Linked DNA regions of Mus musculus: region 1 is linked to region 2. The links are chromatin loops, found by intact Hi-C in ENCODE. Cell type or tissue: left cerebral cortex. All regions are shown on one strand. Links, peaks and the distances in the headings refer to the core of each region. The heading gives the core; the rest is flanking DNA.

What was found. A loop is a pair of places that touch in the nucleus more often than their neighbours do. Peaks named below come from ENCODE experiments on the same cell type or tissue, not always from the same donor. Only the 100,000 strongest peaks of a DNase experiment are listed, where the experiment ranks them.
Region 1: a loop joins it to region 2, with 2.2 times the contacts of the local background. A loop is called at or near these places in 3 of 42 quality-filtered maps.

What each region holds. Positions count from the first base shown.
Region 1 is chr7:43,869,723-43,878,051 of GRCm38, reverse strand. No RefSeq gene overlaps it. Among named protein-coding and RNA genes, the nearest start is that of Klk4, 7.3 kb to the left of the region's middle. In left cerebral cortex, for the core only: a CTCF peak has its summit at 4,637 (motif pointing left); a DNase peak (open chromatin) is centred at 4,630.
Region 2 is chr7:43,777,624-43,785,952 of GRCm38, reverse strand. Klk11 (kallikrein related-peptidase 11) reads right to left here. Exons shown (of 5, transcript NM_019974.2): 3 at 8,200-8,329; 4 at 7,487-7,623; 5 at 6,690-7,168. The coding sequence ends at 7,016. It overlaps Klk10 (kallikrein related-peptidase 10), which reads right to left and starts at 4,899. Exons shown (of 6, transcript NM_133712.2): 1 at 4,807-4,899; 2 at 4,328-4,454; 3 at 3,034-3,217; 4 at 2,222-2,496; 5 at 1,504-1,637; 6 at 543-1,083. The coding sequence starts at 4,418. The coding sequence ends at 931. In left cerebral cortex, for the core only: CTCF peaks have their summits at 439 and 3,304 (motif pointing right); DNase peaks (open chromatin) are centred at 429 and 3,293.

The DNA of each region.
Region 1 (8,329 bases), core at 240-8,239, 92 kb before region 2:
AGATAATCCTGCCCCGGCTCTCTAAGTGCTAAGACGGCAGGTTTGAGTCACCACACACACAGTGGCTTTACACAGTCTTCCCGACATGCTTCACGGAAGGGAATTATTTAGATTTTGAAGTATGTTTACTGACCTGTGATTCATTTCTCTTGATGATTTTGTGGAATAGGGGTCTGTAGACTTCGTTTTACAGATAAGGAAACTGAGGCACAGAGAGACAAGTAAACACTGGAAGTCAGTTAAAAGCTGAAGCTGGAGGGATGTAGCTGATGAACAGAACAAGACAATGAGCAGGATGGAGCCTGCATGGTGAGAAGGTGGCCAAAGTCAGAAGTGGAGAAACGTGGGTGCTATGGGAATAATAATAATAATAATAATAATAATAATAATAATAATAAATATAACAAATAATAACTGTAGAATAATACTATTGTAAGTAATAATACTTATTATATGAACACATACTATTAATAATATAAATAATAAATATTATATAATATTATATCATACATGAAATATAATAAAATATGTATAATATTATAACTAATAATATTATAAAGAATAAATGTATAAAATGTAAATAATATTATTCTTAAAAGTAATATAATAAATAATTAATAATATTATTATTAACAAGAACTCAAAAATATAATGGAAGACTAACCTTTCTAGATCACCTCTATTTTGTATGTTTTATTGGAATTGCTTTATAAACATGACTCTGAGAAGCCCAGAATTATGCCCAACTATGGAAACAAGAGACAGACACACAGAGAAATCAAACTGTGGCCGAAGGCTGCACAGCAAGCAGAGTGGCAGTGAACTTGAGACTTCTAGCTTGAGAGCAAAGTGTGTAGTAGTTTGAAGATGCTTGGCCCAGGGAGTGGCACTATTAGGAGGTGTGGCCTTCTTGGAGGAAGTGTGTCATTAGGGGGTGGGCTTTAAGAATTTCCTCCTAGCTGCCTGGAAGACAGCAGTGTTCTCCTGTTTGCCTTCCAAACAAGATGTAGAACTCTCAACTTTTCCAGTGCTATGCCTGCCTGGACGGTGCCATGCTCCCACCAGGATGATAGTGGACAGAACCTCTGACCCTGTAAGCCAGCCCCAATTAAATGTTGTCCTTACAAGAGTTGCCTTGGTCATGGTGTCTCTTCACAGCAGTAAAACCCTAACAAAGACAGTTCATATTGATCACACTCTTACATTGCCTCTCAGGAAACTGTGGTGTTTGACAGATGTCATGTTCCTTCAGGGACACAGGATATGGGGGTGCCAGGGCACACTCAGGCTGGACATCTCTCACCTGCGCTATCATCCTTTAATCTTACACATAGGTGAGGTACAGCCTGGACAGGGGAAACCAGAGGCACTGAGGTTGGGGGGTGGGGTTCCAGGCAGAGCCTACTCCTAGCAAAACTGGAAAAACAGGCCCTTGTGCTGCAGGCAGGTGAGCTAGGCTGCTTACTGAGGAGACTCCTCTATGGTAGAACCCTAGACTCCCTATCTGGATTCCTGCTAGGGGCCCAGGCAATGTCCGGGGGACCTGTTACACTTTCCTGCTAAACCTTCAAAACAGACGAGGTTGGAAGCAGACCAAGCTTCGAGGGCAAACGCAGGTGACGTCCCTGCTTTACTCAATGGCAAGAAGCTGTCTTAGTACCTGTCACCTTCCATAAAGACCGGTGTTTTCTGTCCTAAGTATGGACAAAGCCTGTGGGAAAATCCACAGGGCTTCCAAGGAGAGACTAGGACAAAGTTGGGGCAATCTCCAGGATGGGGAGACTCTGGAGGAGAGACAGGTTGGGAGATCTCAACAGCTTGTGGGGAGGGTCTGGCCTGAAGCAGGCACAAAGAACGCAGCTGGACCCCAACAGTGAGACAGACAGCTGGAGGTGAGGGGGGACTGGGAGCTGAATTGGGCAAGAAAAGAGGCCCCTCTTTTCTTTTTTTTTTTTTTTCTTTTCTTTTTTTTCGGTAAATACCACAACCAGCTTGGGGGACCACTACTGCCGCTGGGATGCGGCTCAGTGACGGAGCACACACATCAAGCAAGTGGACGTGGGTTCTGTCCCTTGTTGCTCCCCAGAACAGTACACTGCTGATGGAGTTTCATCTGAAAGTCATAGTGAAAGCCTGCTGTACTAAAATACAAAGGAAAGAGAGGGCCGGGGTGTGCATCGGAGGTAGAGCCTTTGCCTAGAATCTACCAGTGAGGAGCTGGGGACATGGCTCAGGGGTGGAGTACTTTCCTAGTATGCACATGCCCTGGGATGAGTCCTGACAACCACAGGGGGAAAAATAAAAATTTTTGAACAGAAAGAAAACCTGAGCCGCCCTTGGAGTCATGGGGTCTTCATTTTGATTTCACTGTGGACTTGAGAAACTGGCGTGCTCACTTCTGTTTTCATGACTAAATCTGAACTCTTATCACCCTGGTTAACACCTCCACCGGCCAATAGTAAAAGATGGCTCTTCTCTTATAGTCAAATCTTGGTTTCTATATTACTTTAAAAAAAAAGATTTATTTATTATTTGTATGTGAGTATGCTATAGCTGTCTTCAGACACACCAGAAGAGGGCATCTGATCCCATTTTACAGATGGTTGTGGGAATTGAACTCAGGACTTCTGGAAGAGCAGTCAGTGCTCTTAACCACTGAGCCACCTCTCCAGCCCAGTTTCTATATTCTTTCTGAAAGGGAGAGGGAAGCAACACACACACACACACACACACACACACACACACACACACACACACACACACATGCCTCCCAGCAGGCTCTGTGTTGCTCACGGTTTCCCCTGTAAAACACATCCAGGTCCCCAGGGTCTCGCATTCCCTGCACGCACATCCACACATCCAGCCTGCGCTTTACAATCCCGTTGTTTCTGCTGTTGTTTTAATTGGAACACCAGTCTGGTCTTACTATGTCCCACACCATCCTGAAACAGCTGGATTGGTGGAGCTGAAATGGCCTTTTAAAGATTCACTAAAACACCAGCTGGGTAGCAATAGCCTGGGGTTGCTGGGCAAGCTTCCCCGGAAGGCTGTGAATTTGTCCAATGTATGGGGCTGATTCTCCCAAGCCAGGATTTATGGGCCCAGGAACCAAGATGTAGAAATGGAAATGATTCTCACTATCACTGCTAGAGACTGGCTAGGAAGATTTATTCTTTCTGTTCTCACAACCTTATGCTCTGCAGGCTTAGAGGTTTTGGTTTCAGAAGCAGTGCTTCTTCCTGGGGACACAGCACACAGCTCACGGAGTTGGAAGCTAAGAGTTTCCTCTTTATTTTGAGGTCCTGATGCTCTTGAGCCCATTAAGAAAGGTGTAACAGTATTCGCAGAAGTGATATATCCAGACTGCCAGGGGGAAATTAGGCTGCTTCTCCGTTATGGAAATAAGGAAGAACATGTCTGGAGGGTAGAGGAGATCTTTCGGGACACCTCTTGGTGTCACTATGTTCTGTGACTTAGGTCAGTGAGAAAGTACAACGACCCAATCCAGGCAGGGTGATAAATGACCCAGACCCTTCAGGAATGGAGATACAGGTCACTCCTCCAGGAAAGGAACCAGAACCTGCTGAGGGGTTTGCTGAAGGTCAGGGGCATATGGAATGGGTAAATACAGGAAGGCAGTTATTAATACCAGGTGAGGCCATGTGGCTAGTGACAGAAAGGAGGACAGTAACTGGAAGGTGTTGCCTTATGTGGAAGGAATATGTGTGTGTGTATACAGTATGTAGATAGTTGGGATTTTATTTAATGTAGCATCAATTGAGATAATATTAGAAGTTAAATGTGATAAACCTCTGATGTCATATTTAAATTCTGAGACCTTAGACATTCCTCAAAGTATGTCGCTGTACACGCTCTTTGGATTCTGAGTGGGAAAAAAAGGAAGGACCTGACTGCCCCTAGGTGTGGTGGAGGAGGTTTGCCATAGACAAAAGGGAGAGCATAGCCAGAGGCAGAGATATCTGGGGGAGTTCAGGGACGGGACCCTAAGCCATGTGAGGAGAGGGGGAAAGAAGAGGGAAGAGAGAGGAACCAGGTGCAGCAACCAAGATGGCAAAAAGGTTAAAAGGGGGGGGGTGTGACCAAAATGTCTGGATTATATAGGGAAGTGTCTGGGGAAGAGCAGCCCAGCCCCTGGGTACACCAGTCATACCCTGTAACAGATAGGGACTGAGGGATGCTGTGAGAACCTCAAGGCCAGGTCCGCTTTGATATGTTAAATAGATACCTCAGCCTCTAGTCCTGGGGTTGAGACCTAACAGATCCAAGAGGCTTGAATTCCTAGTTTCAGATGGCACTCATTAAAGCTGTAAGATTGGCATCTGCTCTGCTGGGTTTGATTGTGCTTCGGTGTGGTTGCTATTTGTTGTGGCTTTGATTCTTCTCTTTTGGAATAAGGACTCTTACTTGGCATAATAGTACTTGAACGTATACGACTTGTGTTGCTGCTCTGGACACCAGCGTGAAGCTGGGAGAGTGAAGCCTAAAAATGGGGCGGACTAGTCTCACACAATGGCCAACTTTATTCAGAGCATCAGACAATTCCTGCTTTGAGCCCTCGGTGGAGCCACACGGGAATTCTCTGGCTCTCTGCTTCCACTGTGCTACACTGCCACCTTGTGGCGCCAGACGGACACACAGCGATGGTGGTGATAAACGGGAGATTCCCTGGGCCAGTTTCTCCAGGACCCAGCACCTTGCTCCAACTGGGAACCTAGATGGGTTATTTTCACTCCAGCTTGAATCTTCTCATTGTGTCCAGGTCCTGACCTTGAGTCTCTCAGAGAAAAAGTGAAGGGCTCAGTGTGAGATGGGACAGGAGCTGAGGGGCTTGTGGCTCAGTCTTGGCTTTGCTCAGTGAGCCAATGATGGCATCTGGGTGTTGAGTGAGTTTCCCATGGGTATATCTAGCAATGTTTTGTACTCACGAGAGTTCAACAGCAGGCAGCTGCAGTCCCTGCTAACATTACCGGGGGAGTCACATGGAGTTTTGCTAAGACAGACTTACTGACTGAAGCAAGACACATAGAGAGGCGAGACCCATAGAAGACAAGTGATGTTTGCAGGGAGTACAAATAAACTCAACAGAGAGAGACCGGGGTGGGTTAGGGTGGGAGGTGGGGTGGGTGGAGGTGGAGGGGGGAACTCTCATAGTTAGCTTCTTGGTCTCCCATCTTCATGGTTCTTCACTTTGTTGAGAGAGGTGTGCAAAAAACTTATCCTGGTTCCTTCTGCTGACTTGTGACAATTCAGCGAGGGCCTGGCTGTTTCTGCTCTATTATGCCGACACTACTGAACTGGACGGCTGGTATATTTGTAAAGAGTTTGCGAGTGGATTGAGCTGCCACTGCTGACTCCTGTCAACTGAACTGCTGATTTCCTGACAACCCAGATGGAATTTACTCCAAAGAACAATTTCCAAACAGGTCCACTTTCCGTGTATCCTAATAACCTTTCTTTTCCACTAACTCTGGTGGGTGGTGGACAAAAAGGGAGTTTAAAGCATTAAAAAAAATTATTAAAAATAGGGTTAAACTTGCAGGGCCTTCTTCTACTTTCATGTTTTATATATTATATATATGATGCATTTATACATTGATATTTATAATTATATATATTATACATTGATTTATAATAATGAATTAGTATATGTCCGTTTTATATATCCATTCTAGATTCCTAGATTCTATGTGTGATAGATAACATGGGATAGTTCTCTGTTCAAATTTGACTCTAGCCTGTTCTGCATCACATTCAATTCTATACATTTCACCACAAATAACATAGTTTTGTACTTTAGGGCTGAGTAAAACCACCGTGTACACACACACACACACACATATATAGTTACGTCATAGGCTAGTCTCTTTAAGCCTAGCTTGGCAACCTGCAGTATTTGGCCTTCCTCTCTGCTTGCGTGAACAGACCCCTGCTAGGCAGAGTACACTTACTGCCAGGTCTCAGCTAAAGTAAACCCAAACCCCAGATAAAAGAGATACAGCCAACACCCACCCCATTCATCTCTCCACCCAATCCCCATTTTCTCTCCCCAACCTGAGCCCAGACTGCCTAGCAGACAGCGAGGACGACATCAGAGGACAGACAGGATTTCTCCCTGTCCCTGTAGTCTCTGGTTGAGTTATCCCCCAGTGCCCTTGGGGGATGTACCCAGAGGCTAGCTCATATATCACAGAGTACCCAGCCTAACATCATAAGGTAACATTATAACAGTCTATCCCAACACTAGCATCATAGAACTCAAGCCTTTCCTTGGTTGCTCAGGAGACGCCATAGTGAGTGCACTTCATGCTGGCTCAGTTTCCTGTAGTGGGAGCCATGAATTCCCTCCCTGCCACACCCGAGAAATGCAGAAGAAAAGACCCCATTCTTCCATCTGAACAGACCTCAGTGCCTGTCTATGAAATCTGCTGCTCTCTTACCACATCTGTGCCTTCTACTTAACACACGTGCCACATTTTCTTAGGCTAACCATCTATGGACAGACACACTGACTGACTGCACAACCAGAGTATTGGATAGAACAGCAGACACAGGTGTGCAGGAAGCTCTGTGCGCACTGACTTAGAATCCTTAGCATGTCACCCAGACATGTAGCTGGGTCATGCTGGTGGCTCTGCTTGAGTCTATGTCCTATCCAAGGGTGGAGACGATGAATAAAATTCATCAAGAGCCCACTGGGACAGTGTTCAGGACCTTCCCCAGGTTAACTGGCATATTTTCCTGTCCATCAGAGAAAACCACCGTGATTGCAATCTTGACAACCAACAGGGGAAACTGAGGCTCAGGGAGAGTAGGGTCATCATCAAAGTCACTTAGATTCTGCTAGGGTTCTCGTGGTGGAGGACCTTCATGGGTCAGGGCCAATGTACGATGCAGAGACCACCCCACACAACAGATCCCACACAAGAGATTTATTGGGAAGGAAGTGAAAGACTGTCTTGGCATGGGGACATGAGAAGGAGACAGAGAGTTAGAGACAGACAGAGTGCGGTGGCAGGGCGACCTTTTAAAGAGTGTCGCATTTGGCAACTGGTGCTGATGTGGCTGGTGGCATGGAGTTCCCGAAGGCAGGCTGGAGATAACGTTCCTCCCTTTTTGTTTATTATAAAAGGCAAGGAGATAGGAAGGGGTTCCGGGTGAGGCAGGAATGGGGGTGCTGAGCTCTTTAGACTGCCTGCTTCCTGCTGCCTGGGGGCATTAACATCTTTGGGGACCCAAGAAAACTGGGATCCTGGCTGAGTCCTGGTAGAGCAAGCTGTAGACATGAAACTTTTGCAATCTTCTTTTAATAAAGGTTCAACCTCTCCTCTAGCCCACCACGCACCAGAGTTGGTGGAAGAGAAACGTTATTAGGATGTGGGGGAATTGGACCTGTTCAGCAACCGTACTTTGGGGGTGAGCTCAATCTCCTTGGGCAACAGTTCAGTCCTGTAGCGAACACCAAATACAACTCAGCAGCTGCAGATCAGTCTTCAGGTTAGGCAGACCCTGCACACAAACTGGCAGCTCCAGCCTCTGCAGGCAGACACCAGGTACTCACGCCAGCTGCCCCGAGGCAAGGCCACTGAAGTGTGGCAAGCTGCAAGCAAGGCACGCTGCTGCAGGAACCTCCCGAGCAGTTCTTGGGCAAATTTCTCTCAATGGTGGAATTACCACAAGCTGAGTTCCACAAGGCTATAGACGGTGAATCGATACATGTGTGTTGTTAGCGAGGTGGAGCAAACCCAACCAAGGCTCAGTGCTCTTCCCACTGTCTGTGGGGGTCATATATATACACGTCTTCATCACGCACCCTCTCATGTGTCTGCTCTAGCAAAACACACTTTCATCCATGTCTCCTTTAGCGAGACATCCTTTCACCTGTGTGCCCCCCCAGCAAAACATCATTTGACACAACTGACTTTCCAAAGAACTAGAAGTTTCCACTCCAGCAGGCTGTGCCACTGCTGCCCAAGCACAGTAGGACCACCTGGGCTAGGGGTGTTCAGGCAGCAGCTGGAGCAGTTTCTGAGGCTCAATCACCTGGGGCTACCGGGGATGCATGAGGGAACACACGAAGCTGGCAGGTTGCTGGGACAGATATATATTAGGGGCAGAAAATAAAGGAGTTTAGGAGGAAATTTTTTCTTAGGTGTTCATTGGAAACTTTTACATGGTCGTATTAGTAGGGAGAGAGGAGTCACAAACCAGGGAAAGGGAAGGGATCCCGCCCTCAAGAATAAGTGGAATAGGCAGGTGGGGAAGCAGGCTGTTGACCCGTGAGGGATGGATCCAATAATCTCCATAAGCT
Region 2 (8,329 bases), core at 39-8,038:
AAATAAGATGACTGAGCTGGTGAAGGCACCGCCAAGCCTGACATCCTGGACTCAATCCCTAGAACGGAAGAACTGAGGGTCTGCCCTCTGACATCTATGCATCATGTGCTCACATTCGTTCACATAAATAAATATATGCTTTTGTAAATTGAGAAGATCTGTAAAGACTGCTCAGTGGGTAAAGGTGTTCACTGTTGGACCAGATGACTTGAGTTCAGACTCTGGGGTAGAAAGAAAGAACTAACTGCTTTTGATCTCCACACATGTTCCATGCTGCGAGCATGTCTGCATGCAGACATGCACATACACAAAATACATGTGATTTTAAAAAAACAAAACCAAAAGCCTCCCACTCTGCTGCACACTGTATCATCATGAGATCCAGTTTTACCAGAACTGAGGTCCTGAAAACATGAAAGGACTCTGAGGGTGCTCTGGGTGGCAGTGTGGAGCCAGACTCTTCTTTGCTGCTGACACATCTGAAGGCTGCCCTCTGTGCACTCATTGGCTCTGATCCCAGACAGAGGCACACACATTGGAGGTCAGATTTGGTAGTGTTTAATCAGTGATAACCAGATGGTGTTCATGTTCCTGTGTCAGTGACCATAAACACACACATACACACACACACATATTCCATCATGGTCTCCATACAACATATGTAAGAGGTAGACAATTCATTGTCCCCATTTTACAGACAAGGAAACCAAGGCTCAGAGAGAGTACCAGGCTTGTCCCAGTCACACAGAGGAGGGAGGTAGAGGTTGAATGACAGGTAACTTTTCTTAGAGACTTGGGGACTGCTAGCTTCCTTGGGGTACTAGAACTTTCTCAGCCACCATTTTCTGCATTTGTGAGCAGAGAACAGGAGTGGACAAGGGATGAAGGAAGAGGGGTGGGTGGGCATGAGAGGAGGAGAGGGGCAGACGGTCATTTGAAACGAATGACTCTTCGGATCCAGGGGGTGTATTTGCAGATCTCTGAGTAGACAGATGGGTGCTGGGCAGCACCACATGGGTAAATGCCCCACGAGAGGACGCCATGCAGGGTGTCATCACACACCAGGGGGCCACCGGAGTCACTCTGCAGATGGGAGGAAGGAGGTACCATGAGGAAAGAGCTGCCTGGAGGGCTATTGTTGGGTTAGGATACGGAAGACCCTGGGATGGGGCTGGAGAGATGTTAGAAGTTGGGGTGGTAAGGAGATACACACAGAGGTGATGGTGGCATGGGGCGTGGGGGTCAAATTGGGAGGTGACAATGGAGATGTGATAGGTTTGCAGCTGGAATTGGCTCATCCAAGGTGAGAAGACTGAGAGGGATCAAGAGATGGGGGTTGGCAGGGTGAAAAGCAGATTAAGGGAGTGGGTTGAGAAACGGGGTAAAGAGTAGGGAGGGCTGTGGATTGGGGAGGAAGGGAGGAAAAGCAGAGACAACTCTTTCAGTGTCTTAGTGCCCCCCACCCAGTCCAGGAGACAGACTTGCTTGCTGATCTGTCCTTACCTGGCAAGAGTCTTGGTTTCCGTCTGCCTCAGCACAAATCATGCTGTTGGTGATCACACCTGGGTAGAAGGTCTCACACTGCTTCTGGCTAAGGAGAGTTACCTTGGAACAGCTCAGGCTCCTATTGTACTTCACTGAGAACAGGGCAGTCACAGGGAGACCAGTTAGCCCTCTCTTCCAGACCCCGGAATCCAGCCCCAAGCCTTCCTACATACCCAGGGAACCTAACCCCACCCCTCCACCCTTAGGCACAGAAATTCAAACCCTCGTGATCCTCCCTCGGCCTCCTCCCTGGGACCCAGGGTGCCAGCCCCAGCCTCTTCTCTCAGATCCAGGGGTCTAGATCTGAGCCTTCTCCTCAAACCGAGATGTCAGACCTCAGCTCTCTTCCCCCAACCTGGGAGTCTAGCCACGACCTTCCTCTCTTATACCCAGAGGTCCGTGTCCCAGCTCTCTGACCTCACATCGAGGTGTCTGGACTCCAGCCCTCTTCCCCAGATCCAGGACTACAAACTCCATCTCTCTAATCTTACAAACTCCATCTCTCTAATCTTAGATCCAAGAATCCAACCCCAACCTCTGCAGTCCCCTGAGCCAGAGTTCATATTCTAGCCTCTTCCCTCGGACGTAGACACCCAGGTTTCAGCCATCCTCCCTCAGATCTAGGGTCTAGCTCTCACTCAGCCCTTTGGACCCAGGAGTCCAGCCCAGTTCTTGCCTCTTCGGCTGGCTGAGGTCCCCCAGCCTGAGACCTGACACTCTTGCCCTGGCTGAGAGCAGCGGAAGGGCAGTTGCACGGGATGCACGTTGGACGTCAGCATTACAGGACTGCTCAGTTTCAGCATCATGAGGTCGTGTTCATCTGAGCGATGTGGCAGGATGGGGCCTGAGCAAGCCTGATACTTGGGGTGGAAAACAGGTGAACTCGTGGACCGCAGTTGCTCCTTCTGGAAAAGCAGCAAGTGGTCATCGCCAACTCGAGCTCTCAGTGGCCTGGGGGAGGAAGAGTAGCCTGATGAAGGCAAAACCTTCATGGAGACAGAGCCTAACCCTAGTCCTTGGGTCAGAGGGTGAGGAAGTGAAGTGGGATCCTGAGATCAGAGGGTCTGGGAGAGTAGCTGGGGCTGGTCCCCTGGGACTGAGGGAAGAGGCTGGAGACTGGACTCCTGGGTCTGAAGGAGGAGGGCTCAGGACTGAAACCCTGGGTCTGAGGGAGGAGAGTAAGAGTTTGAGGGTTGAAGGCTGACTACTACTCTTTAGTATGCCCGTCTCTCCTTTCATCTTCGTGTCACCTGGTCCTTTGTCCCTGCGTTGCAGGCATATGAGGAGACTACAGGTCTTAAATACAACATGCCCTGGCTGGCTTCTATGGACAGGTGCGATGGACTCACAGCGCCCCGCCCTGGCGTTGCAGCTTGGATCCTGCCTCTCTTGTAGAATGGCTGCCACCCTTAACCTAACCAAAGCCGAGAGAGTGCCTGGGCCCCATCCTCCCCACTACTACATTGCTACTTCTGAGTGGTTCCTTACTTATTTCTCCAGCAATGTGCGGCCGTGAGCACCCAGTTCTGGTCCACCAGGACACCCGCACATTGGAACTGGAGGTTATGGAAGAGGGAGACCTGCCAGGGATGATAGTCACGCTCGCACTGGGCGCCGGAGGCCTCGAGGTCCACGCGCGTGGCGTTTCCCGGGAGCAGCAGAGCCTGCGCCGCTGGATAGAGAAGCGGGACAGGGGGATCAGGTTTCGCCCAGCCAAGTCACGGTTCCGGGTTAATACAGCACGTCACAGGATGGGCCTCTAGGGGGCGCAGCTGAGTAGTAAGCCGTGGGAAAATTAGAGAACTCTGCGAACCAGTTACTGAGGCGTGAAAGGGCAAGAGGGGTTAGAATAGAATGGGACTAAGACACCCCAGGGCTGAGACTGGAGTGGGGGTAGGATGGGGGGCGGTGAGGCAATGTGCAGGAAAGGCAGGGATCTAACCTACCGGGCTGAGACCAGATGCGAGCCTAGGCAGAGCACTGTGCAGAGGGAGTGTGATAGGTAAGGGGGCAGACAGGGGGTACAGAAGGGCAGAGACACAGTGAGCAGTAAGAAGGCAGAATTCTGAGTTCGAGCCTGGTCTACAAAGTGAGTTCCAGGACAGCCAGGGCTACACAGAGAAACCCTGTCTCGAAAAAAACAAACAAACAAAAACAAAAAACGAAACAAAAACAAAAAAACAAGAAGGCAGAATACAAAGGGAAGGTAAAGGCAACAGTCAACACGGTGGAGGCAATATGGAGCAGGAGACAGAACGCACAATGGGGCAATGAGAAGCAGAAGACAGGAGACACAGTGGGCCAGTGAGGAGCTAATGTGGCAGCGAGGAGGAGACAGGGACAAGGTGGGACAGCAAGAAATGGGGCCAGAGCGCCGAGAAGTGCTAGACAAATGAGAAGGGGTGTGCAAGAGGGAAAGGTAAGTCTAGTCCAAGGATGGGAAGTTGCTCCAACACACAGGTTAGGGGTACTGTAGCACCTCCTTTAGGAAGAGGGAGGGATGCAACGGGTCTGCAAGAGGTGAGGAGAAGGCAGGAGAGGCTAAGAGGCGAGGTAGGAGAGGCAGAGAGGTGGAGAAGCTGATGGGGCGAAGGGGCTGGGTTCTCCTAACAGTTGGGTGCGGTATCTGGGGTCAGAGCCCACCTGAGGGTGGATCCTGCTTGGGATGTCTATGTGGGTGCCAGGCCCCCAGGAAGGCGAGCTGACTACGGTTGCAGTGGCAACATTCCCTCCACCTCCGGTCCTGGCCCTTCCCTCCTGTCGCCCCCGGCCCCAGGCTCACCCCAGAGTTGCACCATCAGTAGCGGCAGCAGAAGCTTCACCAGGGACCAGGAGCCAGAGGCAGTGGAGAGGTGAAGAAGCGGGACCCTCATAGCTGATACTTGGCTTGCAGAGGCTGGAGTGGAGGCCTAAAACAGATGATCGGTCAAGACCCCCTGCCTCAGCGCATCTGAACCACTTCAATGAGGTTCACTCCAAAGGCCCCCAGAACTCCAGTCCTCGATCCTCCAGAGGGGACCAATTTGTGCACCCAGCCTTTCTTGGCCACCAGCCACACTGAGCTCCAGGTCCATACTCCTTCGTGGGTGGGTTGGGGTCCTGCTCAGAGCCCGTGGGAACCTCTTCCTAACCTCAGAGCTGAGGGACTTCCCCATGCTGCAGGGAAATCAGGGCTATGAAAGAGTTCCTGCCCGTTGCCCGAGGGTCTCCACCCATCCTCTCGCCATCCACCCCAATAGGGTGGGGTGCAACCCGCTTCACCTGGGAGTCGCCAGTAAGAAGAAAGGAGACTCAGAAGTGGCTCTTGCCCTGCAGTGTGGGCTGCAAACAGTCCTCTGACCAGGGACCCCTGGGCAGACCTTCCCTTTTAACCCTCAAGATCCCGGAAGCTTCCTCCCCCCCACCCTTCCCCTTAGGGCTTCACTCCCTCTCTTTCCCTCTCCCTAATTATAACGTGGGTGGGGCTGGCATTCAACCAGGGCCCCAGATTCCTGCTCAGGGAGGGGCCCTGGAATACAGGCTTCTGGCAGTGACAAGAACACCTTCTGGAGCTAGCTTTCTTGGGGGTTCCCCTATGCCCTCTTTCTGAGAAGTGTTCTCAGGTGTGGTGGGAAGATGGGGGGGGGGCTTACGTCGATGAGATGGTGAGTGACAGAGAGGGGAAACGAAGAGGGGGCAAGGTCTGCTCTGGCAGGAGCCAGAATGAGGAAGAAGAGGGAGGTGGGAAGAGTTCAAGTAGGCAGAAGGAAAGAGTGGGAAGGACACAGACAAATTCCCAAGTGTGTAAACCAAGAAACAGTAGGCTCCTTGTGTCTCAGCATGTGCTGAGAGGGTGGGGGTGGGAAGCTGCAGCTTTGCCCTAAGCCTGTGTGTGAGCATCGTGCACCCTCCCTGTGTGTCTTCAGGTGACACGAGCTAGTGAATCACATTAAGGAACAGGCCACATCACCTTGGCTGACACCCTCATTTTGGGTGAGGAATGGGAGGCTCGGAGAGGGCTGTGACTCATAAGAGGTCACACAGCAAGCAAGTCCGCCTAACAACTAGAAACGATTCTCTCTAGTTCTAGGGATCTCTCCTCAAGAGCTGAACAGAACGTCTGTGTTTTCTGAGGCATCTTGTCTGTGTTAACTTCAGAGGTTGCTTGACTCAGTCCTGTCCAGATTTTTGCTACAGTGACTATGTTGTACCAGCCACCAGCTACTTGGAGCTACAGAGCATTCAAAATGTGTTAAAGGTGACAGGAATTTCCTTTCTGTTTTTGTGTCCTTTGGCTTCATTTTGGCTAGCAGAGACCAGGCAACGCTGACCTCAGTGAACTGAATCTGGCAGTTGGAAAATGATGGTAGCCTCTTTTACTACCTCTTACTCTGTGCATGCGGACCGCACTCACTGCGATCACACTTTTGCATGTGCAACTTCTCATGTAGAGAGAGAAGAACTGAGTGAGTTCTTTCTGCCTGGCCAGCAAGATGGCTTGGTGGGTACCGGTGCTTGCCTAACAACCTGCCTGTGATCCTTGGTCCCCCACATGGTGGAAGGAGAGAATGGACTCCTGCAATTTGCTCTCTGACTTCCACCTGTGCACCATGGCGTGTGCCTCTCCCTGCCCACCCCTAAAAAAAGAATGAGTAAATAAATGGAAAACAAAAATAAACTAAAACTAAAAAAAATTTTTTTAAAGTAACATAAAAAGAAAACAAACTGAGCATTAATGTTAATGTGGCATTGCGTTGATAATTAAGAGTCATTGGGCTTTTAAACCCTTCAGGTCTCAGCTGGGTGGTTGTGAGCATGCACCTTCATCTGTCTGTGCCCACTTTCATGGTCTGCAAAAGTGGGTAGAAAAATAGGACCAATCTCCAAGGGGCTTGTGAGCATTCAGTTGCTTAGTAACATTTAAAAGATCTTTGGGGGGCTGGAGAGATGTTCTGTGGTTCATAGGACTTGCTGCTCTTGCTGAGGACCAGGGTTTGGTTCCCAGCACTCACAGTGGCTGGGGATCTGACCCCTCCTCTGAGCTCCTCAGACAGGCAGGTGCATGTCAGACAAACGAATATACAGGCAAACTCTCATACCCATATGACATTTAAACACCCTCTGTATGGTCAGGACTAATATGCAGTTGACACTCAACAGAATCATTTATCATTTAACAAATATTTATTGAAACCCTGGGATATGCCAGGGACTGTCTTCAAAGCTGGGAACAAAACAAAACAAAACAAAAAACAACCAAACAAACAAAACCAGTGGTGATCATGTCCAGAGTCACAATTTAGTTCAAGTCAGGATTTGATTCCAGGCCCCAGGTCGATCATCAAGTTAGAGCATCCCTATACTATACTCATGGTGGGTCGGAGAGAGTACATGCCAGGGTCCCAGCTGAGGACTTCTTAGGGCAGAATGAAGAGAAGTCAAAGCATTAAGAAGAGGTTGGAGGGGTTGGGTGGTGGGAAGCAGGTCCCCTCTAATTGTTCCTCATAACCTCGTGGATCCAGTTAAAGTATTTGCAGACTTTTGTATAGACACCAGGCTTTCTGGTGACGGCACATGGGTCCTGACCCCAGGAGATGATGCCTTGAAGAGATCCGTTGCAGACCAGGGGGCCTCCAGAGTCACCCTGGCATGAGAGGAGACACAACCTGTTAGAGTTGAGTGGGGTGGTTGGGAGGGGGTGAGGACGGTAGTGAGGGTGGTGGGCAGGTGAAGGAAGAGATTGATGGTGAGAGGCTGGGTGGGATGAAGGTGGGATTCTGGGTGAGAATATAAATGGGGTCAGGGCCCAGAGGTTCTTCATGGGTGGCAGAGTTGGAGAGGAGGGTGAACATGGGGAGGCAGGGTTGGATATGGTTGTGATCAGGGCTGACTGGGGATGTCAGTAAAGATGATGGAGGTTGCAATGGGTATGTGGCTGGAGATCCAGCCCCTGCCTGCTGACCTGACAGGAGTCCTTGCCCTCTTTCCGAACACTGGCGCACAGCATGGTGTCTGTGATGTTGCCCGGGTAGGCCTTCTCACACTCCTTGTGTTCGATGATGGAGACATTGGCACATCGCAAGGAATGAGGCAGGCGCACTGTGGGGACAGCAGTGAAGGGTGTGAGCAGTGGTCACCTGGTTTTCCAACCCCACCACAGTAGCCAGCACCTGGGACAATCCTTGCCCTGAACCCATCTCTATGCTTGTAACTGTTGCAACAGCAATGCATTGAGTAAATTCTTCCTACTACTTGTTCTCTGTGCATTACCTCTGACCCCACTGTGGTAGGTAGATATGATTATTCTTTTTAGGAAAAAAAAAAAAAAACCAAGGTTCAGAGAGGTAAAGCCACCTGCTTTAGATCCCACAACTAGAAAGTTATAGATTTGGGAATCACACCTGCCGCACACCTGTCTCACACCTGTCTCACACCTGTCTCACACCTGTCTCACACCTGCCTCACACCTGTCTCACACCTGCCTCACACCTGTCTCAGTCTTGAGGCCCAAAAGTGAGTCCCTCAGAATTTCTCATCTTCCTTTTAGCTCATCCCTCTCCTGACTGCTCCAGATCACCATGCCTCTTGAGTGACTCTGATCTTTCTCTCTGAAGATTCATCTGGTCTCCTTTCCCCATCTCCCACCCGGATCACGGTTCCCTCAGGAGCCCCTACACTGGGGGCTGGACGTGGTGCCCCATCCAGAAATGAGGCAGCTGGTGCCTGCAGCGACACAGTGTGGGGACAGGGTGAGTGGCTGCACAGCTCGGGTAAAGAAGACGGGAGACGACATCTTCACAAGCAT